Linked DNA regions of Homo sapiens: region 2 is linked to region 1. A link is a contact called in ENCODE Hi-C or POLR2A ChIA-PET data. All regions are on one chromosome and are shown on one strand. Each heading gives the region's core, a stretch centred on a gene start or an enhancer-like site at or near the end of the contact. The rest is flanking DNA. Distances are from core to core; before and after follow the strand shown. Region 1 overlaps RBBP8-AS1 (RBBP8 antisense RNA 1). Region 2 overlaps RBBP8-AS1 (RBBP8 antisense RNA 1).

Region 1 (7,059 bases), core at 1,767-4,266:
GACACTGTGATTTTTGTTGATTACCAGTCTCACAATATCCATTTAGCTTCAGTTCTCTCTGGGCTTCTGTCACATTGTGGAGACCCCAATATCCCTAGGAGTCATGAAACAATGACTAGGGTCTTAATGTTTCTGTGCAATTAGACCAAAGTTTTTGGAGGAATACACAAATGAAAATGTGGGGAGAACAGCTTGTAATTGTGCATCTTTGGACTGACTTAATTTCCGTTATTTGGCCAAATAATCCAATTTAGTGTGTTTTTAAGTGGATATTAGTACATTCATTCTTTTTCCATTTTATACAGCATTATTTTGATCATAATTCAACTTTTTTTTTTGAGACAGAATCTTGCCCTTTTCCCCAGGCTGGAGTGCAGTGGCATAATCTCAGCTCACTGCAACCTCCGCCTCCTGGATTCAAGCGATTCTCCCACCTCAGCCTCCAGAGTAGCTGGGACTACAGGTGCATGCTACCACATCTGGCTAATTTTTATATCTTTTGGTAGAGACAAGTTTTCAGCATGTTGGCCAAGCTGTTTTTGTACTCCTGACCTCAAGTGATCCACCCACCTTGGCCTCCTAAAGTGCTGGGATTACAGGCATGAGCCACCACACTGGGCCAGATCATAATTCAACTTTTAAAGAACACAGTGTTAAATCCAATTTCATAGATGAAACTATGAACACTAAAAAGACTAATAGAACTTAATGACATTCTGGGTGGAATAATTATTTGGTTTAATTCTTAGATTGGTATTTGGAATTAAAATGCTAAGGTGATTATTGCTTTAGAAATTTGCTTATAAATAGTAAACAGTAAGTAAATGGAGAATATACAAGTTAACATCTATCACCTTCCTTCTCCCTAGTAATGTAGCAAGTAGGATTCTAATTTAAAATACTAATTTAGCTCCCACCTATAATCCCAGCATTTTGGGAGGCCAAGGTGGGAGGCTCACTTGAGGTCAGGAGTTCAAGACCAGCCTGGCCAACACAGTGAAACCCCATCTCTACTAAAAATACAAAAATTAGCCAGGCATGGTGGTGGGCACCTGTAATCCCAGCTACTTGGTAGGCTGAGGCAGGAGACTTGCTTGAACCGGGGAGGCAGAGGCTGCAGTAAGCTGAGATTGCGCTACTGCACTCCAGCCTGGGGTACAGAGGGAGACTTCATCTCAAAAATAAAAATAAAAATAAAAATAAATAAAACTAATTTAAACCTGATCTATTTCTGACATCTCGTCAGGTTTTTTCCCAGATAAGGCAGGAAATAAAAAATGTGCACACCTTTCAAAGCTTAAGTTAACACAATCCTACAAAATAAATAAACAAAAATACTATGTATATTGAGCAGACAACTAAAAGCTAGTGTTAAACCCCTGGGGGAATAAATAGGCTAATCATGCCTTGGTATATTTCTTGAGAACTTTTCATTTTTGTCACATAAATTAGATATTCTGAGATCTCTGCCAGGAAGTGGATATAACCTTTCCACTATCAAACACAGATAAAATCCTTGTCTACACGTTTTCGCAAGTAGGTCATTCATTAATCTGACATGCTCTACTCTGTTTACACAGAGCAGGGTAACATTTTAGCTTTTAGTTATACTTTCGGTTTCTGCCTTGCTAAGAGAAGGATTCAGTTGTTTTCAGTATAATCTCATTGTCTTTAATGAAAATGCAACAAGGACCATGATATGGTTTGGCTCTGTGTCTCCACCCAAATCTCATGTTGAATTGTAATCCTTGGTGTTGGGGTAGGGACCTGGTGGGAGGTGGTTGGATCATGGTGGGGGGGTTCCCCACTTGCTGTTCTCGTGATAGTGGATTATCATGAGATCTGGTTGTTTAAAAGTGTGTAGCACTTCCCTTTGCTCTATCACTCTCTCCTGCTGCCACGTGAAGAAGATATTTGCTTCCCCTTTGCCTTCCACCATGATTGTAAGTTTCCTGAGGCCTCCCATTCATGCTTCCTGTTAAGCCTGCAGAACCGTGAGTCGATTAAATTTCTTTTCTTCATAAATTACCCAGTCGCAGGTAGTTCTTTATAGCAGTGTGAGAATGGATTAATACAGACTAGTAATAGCAAACTGCATTGTAACTGAGACCATCCAGTTCAACCTTATATTTCAGCTACTACAAGTCCTGATTGATGATCCAACCAACCTAATTTTTATAGTCAAGACACTCATAAGCACCTGCCATAGATTTAGCATCAAAACTGTCAGTTTTCTAGATTTTCCTTTCCGAAGCATCCTAGGCTCTTGAACATAGTAGTAAAAGGAAAAGTCACGGCTCTTTCCTGCTGTGTGTGTCAAACCTTCCTTGCTGGCATCCGTTCTGGTTGGTGAGAGGCAGTTTAGACTAGACATTGTCTGAAGTTTGGAGTTGTTAAAAGGGGCTATTTGGGAGGTATCTTGAAAATACTTAATGCTTCTCTTTGCTTGCACCAAGGCAAAGAAATAAACCTTTTAGAATTCACAAAGGGAGGAAAGAAGAACAAAAGGGCAATCATCAGAGGCAGTGGTTTGGATGATAAGCAAGTCTGTTGTTTTCATGTCACTTCTGTTGTTCCTGTGCTGGATGTCTTCCAATTGCACACTCCTCCCTTATCTACCCTGCTTTCTGTCTAGAGAGGCTGACCTGTTTTAAATTAAATCAATGGTTTTCCAAATGTGGCCCCTGGATAATCAGTATCACCTGGGGACTTGCTGGAAGTGCACATTTTCAGGCCCCATCCCAGACCTCTTGAATCATAAACTCTGGGGGTGGGACCCAGGAATCTGTGCTTCGACAAACTGGCCAAGTGATTCTGAAGCATTCTAACCTTTGAGAATCACTAGATTACAAAATTAAGCTCCTTTGTGGCCTCTAGTTGGTTTTGATCAGTGGGGAGCATCAATAGGAAATCTGAGGGAGGGAGGAGAATGTGGTCTGGGCATTTATTTTCCCAGCTCTCTCCCTATGAGGTCACTGGCATTTGGCCACATTCCTCTAATGGAGGCCACATCTGTAGGAGGCTTTTGCAGGTCACAGTAACCTCTCCTCCTCTTGGGGCTCTTGCTGTGGCTAGCCTCACAGGTGCTACATTCTTCCTTAATAGCTTCTCTCAAATCTGCCCACACTTGTAAATAGTCCCTTTAATGACCTCTTCTTGATGACCCTATTTGAGTATAGTTGGTATAGTTCCCAGTGCAATTTTTGTAATGTCTATTTAAGTGACTCTTTACTTTCGTGAATACTCTTTTTTCCCTTATTTACTTCATAGGATTGTTAGGAGGACTAAATGAATTAATATGCTTATCACGGTGTCTGGTTCATAGGCAGACAATATATAGTAGTTATTTGTAGAGGTGTTACAGTGTTTTTGCTGTATGCAGCCATTAGATATCAATATGTAAATGTCTTTAGCATCTTTCCATTATTGCACCTCTGCCCCTTGGCCATCCGGTATTACAGTTGATTTTCATATTGATTAACTGATTTCAGGTGGAGGAATAATCAGAACCATGAAAAAGTTCAACAGTTTGGTGGTTAAACATTAAAACCAGTTTTAAATCATCAGAACCAAAGTGCCATTAAACTCAATAATTAAGTGATTATTATCTAATTTATAAAACATGTAGAAAGGTTTGCAGTTCCTTATTAACAGCTATTGTTGCTCCTCAATGGATTCTAAGTTTACTGGCACTGCTGTGAACATCTCACTAGTAATAAGACATCATGAAATTATGTGTGTGATCACCCAAATAGGTAAAAAATTAAGTGGAGAGTATGAGGGGGTCTTAACAGTGACTTCTATCTCAGTATGTCTGCTTTGTCCAGGGCGAGCTTCCAGGATCCTGCACCCAAAAGGACTATGGTTTGATTTAATGATTCGTTTGGAATTTTTAACAATTTTTGAACAGTGGGCCCCACATTTTTACTTTGCATTGCCCCGTAGGATTATGTGGTTGGTTCTTGCTCTGCCATATTCATATTTGTTCAAGATGACCCAGTTAAGTATGATTACTATCAAAAATAAAGTCTGACTGTATTATCATACCTATTAATAATTACTTTATTCATTTTGGTCTCCAGATGAAAGTTTCTAAAACTCCAGCTCTCACTGTATTAAACAAATGTGTTCATCTCAAAAACTGAAAAATAGTTTTACCTGTATCACTATTTCTAATTAAATATAACAGATAAGGAAACAGATAAGATCCAGTATACAAAATCAACAGGATTATGTTGAAAATACTGAGAAGTTAAGGTGCTAACAGGAACTGCTATTCTATTTCATCAGGCAACCAAGCCATAAAGGTTCTGACTCAAAGCTACAGACACACACGAAAAATGCTTTTCTTTGGATAGATTTCCTTTGAGAGTAAAATAAGGAATAGTAGATATCCTTGGTAGCTCAGCAACAGGTAAGTTTCATCTAAACAATAACTTTGTTAGTCAGAGGCTATCTTCCCTGAATAACCTAAAATTATTATTAATTAAATTTTTTTTTGAGATGGAGTCTTGCACTGTCGCCCAGGCTGGAGTGCAGTGGCACGATCTCCGCTCACTGCAACCTCCGCTTCCTGGGATCAAGCGATTCTCCTGCCTCAGCCTCCTGAGTATCTGGGATTACAGGTGCCTGCCACCACGCCTGGCTAATTTTTTGTATTTTTAGTAGAGACAGGGTTTCACTATGTTGGCCAGGCTGGTCTTGAACTCCTGACCTCATAATCCGCCCACCTTGGCCTCCCAAAGTGCTGGGATTACAGGCATGAGCCACCACACCTGGCCCCTAAAATTATTTTTTTTTCTTTTAAGTTCTGGGATATATGTGCAGGACATGCAGGTTTGTTACGTAGGCAAACGTGCCTTGGTGGTTTGCTGCACCTACCAACCCATCACCTAGGTATTATCTTGATGCTCTCCCTCCCCCACTCCGCCTCTGACAGGCCCCAATGTGTGTTGTTATCCTCCCTGTGTCCATGTGTTCTCATTGTTCAGCTCTCACTTATAAGTGAGAACATGTGGTGTTTGTTTTCTGTTCCTGCATTAGTTTGCTGAGGATAATGGCTTCAAGCACCATCCATGTCCCTGCAAAGGACATGATCTGGTTCTTTTTTATGGCTGCAAAGTATTCCATGGTGTACATGTACCACATTTTCTTTATTCAGTCTATCATTGATGGGCATTTAGGTTGATTCCATGTCTTTGCTATTGTGAATAGTGCTGCAGTGAACATATGCATGCATGTATCTTTATAATAGAATGATTTCTATTCCTTTGGGTATATACTCAGTAATGGGGTTGCTGGGTCAAATGGTATTTCTGGTTCTAGGTTTTGAGGAATCGCCACCCCGTCTTCCACAATGGTTGAACTATTTTACACCAACACTGTAAAAGCATTCCTATTTCTCCACAGCCTCACCAGCATCTGTTTCTTGACTTTTTGATAATCACCATTCTGACTGGCATGAGATGGTATCTCACTGTGGTTTTGATTTGCATTTCTCTAATGCTCGGTGCTATTGAGCTTTTTTTTCATATATATTTTGGCCGCATAAATGTCTTCTTTTGAGAAGTGGCTGTTCACGTCCTTTGCCCTAACCTAAAATTATTGATGAAAATAGAAAAACTTTGGGTTTGAGAATAAATTTTTTCTACAGGGTTGGGACTTGGTTATGAAAATGGAAGTAATTTCTGGTTAAAAATTTATTTCCTCAAGGAATAAATATCTAATACCTGACATAAGGGTGACTCAGAATGTCACTGTTTTCCTTTTTGGCATCCAATGAACAAATCTTAGAAAAGGTTACATGAGCCAATTAACAGCCTTTTCCCAACATGGTGAAGAAACACTCTATTCAATTATGGTTTGCACGGCAGGCTCTCTTACTGTCTTTACTCTGACCAGTCCTTGTGAGACATGGCATTAGTATACAATTGGATCCATTGAAATAATTCATTCCATTATATATCATAATACAAGGAACCTTGCCATGGCAAGTCAAGAAATCTCACTACCCAAAGCAGCTGTGGGCTAAAAGAATGTCAAGGCTTGCAGGGACAGATATATTGGATGCTTGCAATGTGTGGGTAGAATTGTGAGGCCTTATCCTGGTGCTTGGATACATCATCTAGAATTAAATGCTAAAGTCTTTCAGTGCTTTCTTAGCATTTACAGCTTTTCTCCTATACTGTTTGACTGGACTTCACTAAAGGAAATTTATAACACTCAAACTTAATATCAGTTTTCTCACTAAGCAAACCACCCAACCAGTGTTTTAAAGGAAAAAAAAAGTGTTATATCATTCCTTCCTCCTAAATCACTAAAGTGGACCCATTGAGCACCCACAGACTGATGAAAATGTGCTCCAAGGCAGGAGGATGGCTTGAAGCCAGGAGTTCAAGACTAGCCTGGACAATATAGTGAAAACTGTCTCTACCATTTTTTTTAATACAAAAATTAGCCAGGTGTGGTGGTTTGTACCTGTAGTTTTAGCAACTCAGGATGCTGAGGCGAGAGGATTGCTTGAGCCCAGGATTTTGAGGCTGCAGTGAGCTACGTTTGCATCACTACACTCCAGCCTGGGTGATAAAGTGAAATCCTGTCTCAAAAAAGAAGAATGAACAAAAGAAAGAAAGGAAGAAAGAAAAGAAGGAAGAAAGAAAAAAGATGCCATACTAACACTAATCTAAAGTAAGGTGTAGTGGTTATAATTATAGCAAACAAAATAGATCGCAAAGAATATTACTGGGGATAAAGAGTCATTTCTATAAATGGGTCAATTTGTCAAGGGGACATACCATTTCTAAATCTTTTTTGCCTAATAGACTTCAGAAATTCATAAAACAAAAACTGATAGAACTGAAAGAAAAAAATAGCCAAATCCACAATTTCAACCTGTCTCCATATTGATAGAACAAGTAGAAAAACATCAGTAAGGATATAGAAGACTTGAACAACACTATCAAATAATGACAATGTTTATATAATATTAGACTCAACAACAGCAGGATACAGATTCTCTTTAAGCATACACAACATTTGCCTACATTGATCAGATTATGG
Region 2 (7,375 bases), core at 23-2,522, 44 kb after region 1:
ATTGAATGCTTGCTACTACTATTCTAGTGCTGGGGATACACCAGTGAATAAAATAATGTACTTGTCCTGATATTGCTTACATTATAAGGGAACAAGAGAAAATAAATCAATAAAGATATAAATAATATAGGAAAACATGATAAGTATAATGGGACATATTGTAGCATAAAGAAAGTATGATGAGTAAAGAGAAGACTGATGATGCAAAAAGAGAAAGTGGATGATTTCAGGAGCAAAGTCCTTAAGTAGAAGAAAGGGGACAAGATCTGGTGCACAACTGGAGTTGGATAGGGACTGAAACAATTGTTCTTATCTTTTAGGAGGTAAGAATTAAAAAAAAAAACTATGAAAGCCTCTTCATAGCATCCATTTATTAAATATTTTTAAGAGCCTGTTATGTGCCAGGTACTGTTCTAGTTTCTGAGGATATGCCAGAGAACAAAACAAACAAGATTCCTGTTCTCATGGGGAAGACAATAAATAAGTTTAAATATATACATATATAATTTCTTTTTTTTTATTATACTTTAAGTTTTAGGGTACATGTGCACAACGTGCAGGTTGGTTACATATATATACATGTGCCATGTTGGTGTGCTGCACCCATTAACTCGTCATTTAACATTAGGTATATCTCCTAATGCTATCCCTCCCGCCTCCCCCCACCCCACAACAGGCCTCGGTGTGTGATGTTCCCCTTCCTGTGTTCATGTGTTCTCATTGTTCAATTCCACCTATGAGTGAGAACATGCGGTGTTTGGTTTTTTGTCCTTGCGATAGTTTGCTGAGAATGATGGTTTCCAGCTTCATCCATGTCCCTACAAAGACATGAACTCATCATTTTTTATGGCTGCATAGTATTCCATGGTGTATATGTGCCACATTTTCTTAATCCAGTCTATCACTGTTGGACATTTGGGTTGGTTCCAAGTCTTTGCTATTGTGAATAGTGCTGCAATAAACATACGTGTGCATGTGTCTTTATAGCAGCATGATTTATAATCCTTTGGGTATATACCCAGTAATGGGATGGCTGGGTCAAACGGTATTTCTAGTTCTAGATCCCTGATAATTGCCATGAAGAAAAACAAAACAGGGTAAGAAACTGATGAGGAAGAAAGACTTCTGTGAGATGTGATTTTGACTAGATGTTATTTAAAGCCATGACTCTAGATGAGATCACCTAGGGAGGAAAGCAAATAAAGAAGAGAAATCTGAGGACTCAGCTCTTGGGTATTTCACCTTTTCCATTTCAGTAAGAATAGAAAGACCCAGTGAATAAGACTGAGAAGGAGGTAGCTGGTGAGATAAGAAATAAAACAGGGAAATATATGTTGTGGAAGCCAACAATAACCCAAAAATAAGTGATTCAATAAAATGAAGTAATCAACTATGTCTCATGCTGCTGAGAGGATGAGTAAGATGAAAATTAAAAATTGTTTCTTGAATTTGGCAAGAAGGAGATCTTTACCAATGAAAAGATTGGTTTCAGTGGAATCAGGGTACAAGAGTTAGACTAGAGTGTGTTCCACAAATAATGGGAGATGAAAGGATAAAGAGAGTGATTATGGAAAACTAAGAGAATTACTGTCAGTTGGGGAACAAGGAAATTGGGAGAGGAAGTGGTCAGATGGAGTCAAGGAGAGAATGCCCCTGCAACAAATACTTAAACATGAGGAAGCAGCTTTGGAATTGGGCAACAGGTAGAGACTGGAAGAGTTTTGAGGTGCACATAAGGGCGATTCTGGTAAGGGCTCAGAAAGAAAATAGGAAAGCTGGAGATAAAGTTTTTGTTTTCTTAGAGAATACATAAATAATCATAAACTGTTGATAGAAATGTGGACATTAAAGGCCATTCTGGTGAGGTCTCAGGAGAAGTGAGGAACATGATATTGGAAACTAGAGGAAAGGTAATCCTTGTTATAGTGTGGCAAAAATTTCAATTAATTGTGTTTATGTGCTAGTGTTTTGTGGAAGGTAGAACATGTAAGCAATGAAATTGGATACTTAGCTGAGGAGATTTCTAAGCAAAGTGTGGAAAAAGTGGCTTGGTTCCTCCTGACTACTGATAGTAAACTATGAGAAGACAGAGATGAATTAAAGAAGGAATTGTTAAGCAATTCCAGAAGCAGAACTTGCAGACTGGAAAATTCTCAACTTATCCATATTGCAAAAAAAGAGAAACAAGTATGTGTTGCGTAAGCCATCCAGTCTGTGGTATTTTGTTATAGCAGCCTGAGCAGACTAAGACATATTGGTAGCTAGCAGCACTTGGAGAAGTGCAACTTGCAGCATGACATGCTGGCTTTTCTCGCTGTGGATTCGGTTCAGGGTTTTGCTCCAAATCAAAATGATCTGGGAACTGGTTCTTCAAAAGATTGAGTCTCTCACTTGGCCTTCTCCAGGTAATTAATTGTCAAGGTAGTTTATCCTCATTTCCAGAGGGGAGGAAGTTCTGTGAAAAAGGGGATATAGCCTGAGTGAAAGTCGACTTGGCCTGGAAATGACCACCATCTCCATCTGACTCAGAAAGGAGAATGTGGTGTATCTTGCATTCCTACCTTGAAGGGAAGTTTTTTTAAAGCATGGAGATGTGGAAATAGGCAAGTAATTCAAGGCCTTGGGGTAAGGCAGAGGTGCCAAGGCTACCCAGAGGTGGGAGTTTATAGGAGGCGGAAAGACATCCCGAGGACAAGTTTATACAAGAACTGTTCAGGGAAGGACATAAAAGGAAGTGAGGCAAGAAGCCTCAAGATTAACTTGGCATCTTGCAAGTCTTTTTGAAAAAATCCCCAACGGGGTTGTCAAAAAGCCTTCCTGTGTTTTCCTCAGATGCTTGTACTTGCCTCAAGCCTGCTTCCTTGCTGGATGTGCAACTTGAACCAGTCCTTAGATACTCAACCTTGGCAGTATTTAAAGCAAATCATTTCTTGCTTAGCACTTTTCCCTGGGTAGGAGGGAGGACTCTTATGAGCGGGTGTTGGCATGGTTAATGTAAAGCTATGTTCTTCCAGGTAATATTTTGAGGAGAAAAGCAGAATGATGTCATTCCTGCAGGCATGTCCCCCATCGCCAACACACACACACACACACACCCCTACATTGAGGTCCTGTTGAATAACTGACAGACTAAATGTTCAATTCTCTATTTCACTTTTCTATTGAGATATATAAGGCTTCAAAATAAAGTGATACTTTTCAGAGAAAGGTGTGGGTTAGTAAATCTACTGATTGATTGTTCTTTAATTACTTTTTAAGTTTCCCACTAGAGCAGCTATAGATCCTACCTCTCTTTAATACTTCTTTTATTAAAAAAGCATTAATAGATTCATGCTTCCAAAATCTGCAAGAGGTTGTGCTTTTGCTAAAAGATGAGTATTTTTTAGCCTTTATGAGTATCTGTAAAATCTTTAACAAAGATAGGTGTGTCTCAATGGCTAGACTCCAAAGATGAAGCTAGAAACAGTATGACTATAAATGTAGTTTTTGCCAGTGTGCCAACATTTTGTCAAATATAGGTTGTTATTATCATTTGGAGGTATTTACTATTAATATGCCTGGCCTGGCATACATACCTCAGTTTGATGAAGAGCAACAAAGTTTGTTAATGCTTTCTCTAACAAATGTTATCTAGATAGTCTTATAGTAGGAAAGGCATCTAAACTTAGTATAAGAAATAATGCCTATTAAAGCAAATTTAAACTAGGAATTTTTGGGTAATATTGTAGTGTCAAGAAGAATGATGTGCTTGCAGAGTTGCTTCTTTCCATCAAATTGACAGGTTCTACTTGAACTAATAAGATACTGTTGGATGTCATTGAGGTTAATACAAAGTAAACTCCAGAGAACTGATAAGGTTGTGTTACTTGTACAAGAATGCCTGTAATCCCAGTACTTTGGGAGGCCAAGGTGGGCAGATCACCTGAGGTCAGGAGTTCGAGACCAGCCTGGCTAACATGGTGAAACCCCGTTTCTACTAAAAATACAAAAAATTAGCCGGGCGTGGTGGCGCGTGCCTGTAATCCCAGCTACTCAGGAGGCTGAGGCAGGAGAATTGCTTGAACTCGGGAGGTGGAGGTTGCAGTGAGCCAAGATGGCACCATTGCACTCTGGCTTGGGCAACAAGAGTAAAACTCTGTCTCAAAAAAAAAAAAAAAAAAAAAAAAGAAATCTACTACTTGTAGACATGATTTTTGTGGAAAATATATCATCAGCAAAATAAAGACTATTCTTAGTAAGTGCTCTGATTTTCTTAATTCACGGTTCTCAAAATGTGGTCTCTGGACCAGAAGCATCAGCTTCACTTAGGAACTTGTTAGAAATGAGGATTATCAGGTCCCTGTTGAACAGAAACTCTAGGCCTGGGGCTCAACAATCTGTATTTTAACTAGTTCTTAACTAGCGTGATGCATGCTAAGTTTGGAAGCCACTGACTGGAACCCAAATCAGTACTGGGGCTAACAGTGCTTTTCAGTTTTGTAATTACCTAGAAGTCTTTATGTTGGGAGATCCTGACACATAGAATGTTATTTATTGGTCATATTTTCTATAGACAAAATGTTTTGTCTGGATAGGATAGGCAACTGATGATAATAATTTTCATTAATTAACTCATTCAACAAATATTATTTGAATGCTTACAATGTAGGCACTAGGCAAACAAAAGTGAACAAGAGAGAAAAGAGTTCATCTTTGTAAGCTACCATTCTGGTCTGAATGTATATTTTGATGTTAATTTAACACAGTGGCTCAAATTGTCTAGTATTAGATCATAGGGGAAAAAGTTTCTATAATAATACTCTGTGCTTATGGGTGAATTGCCCACTTTTTAGAGCAAATGAATTCTTTCTAGGTTTGACCTGATCATATGACAGTGTTGTATCACATTGAATTAACACAGCCAGTGAAAAGTAACAGTTCAATTAGTTGTTTCATTAATCCCAAATTACTGGATTTTACTCTACTAAATTGACAAAACCAACTAGTAACATTGGAATTATGTCAGTTTAGCATAAGGCTGTACTTATGTGGAAGATTATGTCTGGAGAAAAAACACTGGCGGATGAAAAGAACATTTGGAGCATAAATGATCCAGTTTGGCTATTGCTTGATTTCACTAGTTTTTTTTCATTGCTCCAATTTTTTTTGGTAATATACATAGCCTCCCTATTTGAGAAGAGATTAACCATGTTAACAATAAAAGATGATATAAAGAAAATTTAGGACCAATGTCTAGCTTTATAAAATTTATTTGGTTGCTAGAGAATAAGTGACAATTCTAGTTTTCATCCAATTTAGTGGTTTTATTGGAGGTGAATATGAAATAGAACATACCTTAAGTTCTCTCTACCTTTCTTGAATGTATTAGTATACATGGTAGGGGAATAACAATCCTAAAAAAGAAGCCACTTTATTAAAGCAAACTTTAATAAAGAATCTGAACATTTTTATTCATATGAAGGCACTAAATCTTTCCATTTCTGTCACCATGAATATTTTTTAAAGTAGTTATTAAGCACCAGTTGGCATATGAGGTTTTAATGAATACATTGTATGTTAACCAGTCGCTGTACCTTCTTCTAAAGAGGCTTCCTTTCCCATGAACTAGTCGAAGATGAATGATAGTCTTTTAAAGAAAAATATCGGCTTAATCTCTGGCTACGCCCAGGGAAATCAGAAACATTTGTCTCAGAATTTAGGCCACCCAGTTCAGTGCATGTCTTGTCTAAAAGTGGTTCAACTTCAAATGTTTCAGTCCTGTCTTATGCATCAATATTTATACTTCATTCATTTCTCAAAATTTGCTGATTAAAAGAGAATGGGGTTAAAGATTAGTGGTCTGGCTCTAGCCTTTCATCTTTGGTATCAGGATACTGGGTTTCTCCAGGTTTGATAGTTTGTGAATGTAGGTCAAACCATCAAAATGTATTAAGTTGAGCTGTATTAAATTGTCATTTTTGTAGGTAAAAAATGGCCAAGTATTGAGGCTATGCCATTTGATTAAGCCTAACATTTTCTGTCAAGAACTAACAAAAGCAAGGCATATACTCTTTCATCCTTTCCTTCATTCTCTAAGGAAGAGGCATTTTTAGTTTATATGTTAGTTTGCTTCTCTTTCTCTGTAAAGCTACATTCTCCTATTGATTCAATCATTCAAAAATCATTCTTTTTTAGAGGTTGGGGATGCAATCGTGAACAAGATACACACCATACCCACCTCTTGATACTTACAGTCTAGTTTCTAGAGAAGTAAAAAGGCAACTTTGTTATGGCAGAATGTGTTAAAGAAGTTCAAGGTCCTGTGAGAGTACTTAGGAGGGGGATACTTAACTTGAAACTGGGAATCCAAGAAAGTTTCCTAGAAGAAGGAACTTCTAAATTAAGAGTGGAAAGATGGTTAGGACTTAGCCAGGCCAATGGGAGGAGTGAGAGTGATTAAAGTAGATGGAATAACATGCAAAGCTGAAAGAGAACCTGATTATTTTTAGTGAACTGTAAGTAGTTTATCTTGACCGGAACATATATGTGAAACAGAAAATGAAATTGGAGAAGTATCAAGAGACTGTAACCGAGAAGGGTCATTTATGCCAGGTTAAGGTGTTTGGAGGCTATCTCATAGGCAATGGCCAGTTATTGAAAGATTTTAAGGGGTACTGGGTATGGCATGATCAGATTTGAATTTCAGTAGAACCACTTTAGAAAATTAGTTTGAGACTATTGCAGTAAAACTGGAAATAGAAGATAGTTACTTGAGATAGGCAATGGCAGTGGTGATAGAGAGTAGCTAAGATAATTTTATTAGGAGTTAAAATCATTAGGCCTGATGGTTAACTATGAGAAGAAAAACAAGGAGTTAAAGATAACCCCCAAGTATCTGACTTGAACAACCGGGTAGTTTCTTTTTAGAGAAGCAGAAAACTGAAGAGGAGGAGCAGGTTGGGAATAGAAGATTATGAGTTCAGTTTAGGACTTGACCAAAGTGTCCAATAAATAGATACACTGGGGAGACACTAGGTAATGGAGCTATAAATTAGAAGCTGTGTATAGATGTAATTTAAGCCAGAAGAGTAGATAGATTCAAACACTGAGAGTTTATAGAATGAGTCAAGATTCTAGCATAATCCTTATAGAACAGAAAATTTAAGGGAAAAGCAGAGGAAGAAAACTCCACAAAAGATGCTGAGAAGTAATTAGAGAGGTAGAAGGAAAACCAGAGGGTGTGTTGTAATGGAAGCCAAGGGAAGAGTGTTTAGCGGAAGGAGTGATTAGCCACAACAAATGCTGCCAAGGGTACAAGTGAGACTGAAGTTCATTGTATTTAACAATAAGGAAGTCATTGGTGACCCGCTGAGAGCAGTTTTTGCTGGAATAGGGG

The links. Hi-C counts contacts between places; a loop is a spot of excess contacts on that map. ChIA-PET counts read pairs that join two places held with the same protein, here RNA polymerase II (POLR2A). Pooled maps may share reads with other maps.
Region 2: a loop to region 1 is called in a map of mammary epithelial cell, with 5 times the contacts of the local background. The contact joins two enhancer-like sites. A Hi-C loop is called at or near these places in 3 of 168 maps with a recorded cell type or tissue (heart left ventricle, mammary epithelial cell and posterior vena cava), 1 of 37 single-sample maps with no recorded cell type and 9 of 50 pooled maps. POLR2A ChIA-PET finds 5 or more read pairs at or near these places in 3 of 52 experiments (H1, OCI-LY7 and PC-9).

What each region holds. Positions count from the first base shown.
Region 1 is chr18:22,867,893-22,874,951 of GRCh38, reverse strand. All of the region lies in intron 2 of RBBP8-AS1 (RBBP8 antisense RNA 1), which reads left to right. Among named protein-coding and RNA genes, the nearest start is that of RBBP8, 62 kb to the left of the region's middle. RefSeq lists an enhancer at 1,808-1,927. Within about 2 kb of position 3,016, at least 3 of the 41 ENCODE cell types and tissues checked have a DNase peak (open chromatin) inside an H3K27ac peak, as active enhancers do.
Region 2 is chr18:22,822,213-22,829,587 of GRCh38, reverse strand. The region is part of intron 2 of RBBP8-AS1 (RBBP8 antisense RNA 1); the gene reads left to right. The region is part of intron 1 of LOC124904263 (a long non-coding RNA gene); the gene reads right to left. Among named protein-coding and RNA genes, the nearest start is that of RBBP8, 110 kb to the left of the region's middle. RefSeq lists an enhancer at 6,947-7,375. Within about 2 kb of position 1,272, at least 4 of the 41 ENCODE cell types and tissues checked have a DNase peak (open chromatin) inside an H3K27ac peak, as active enhancers do.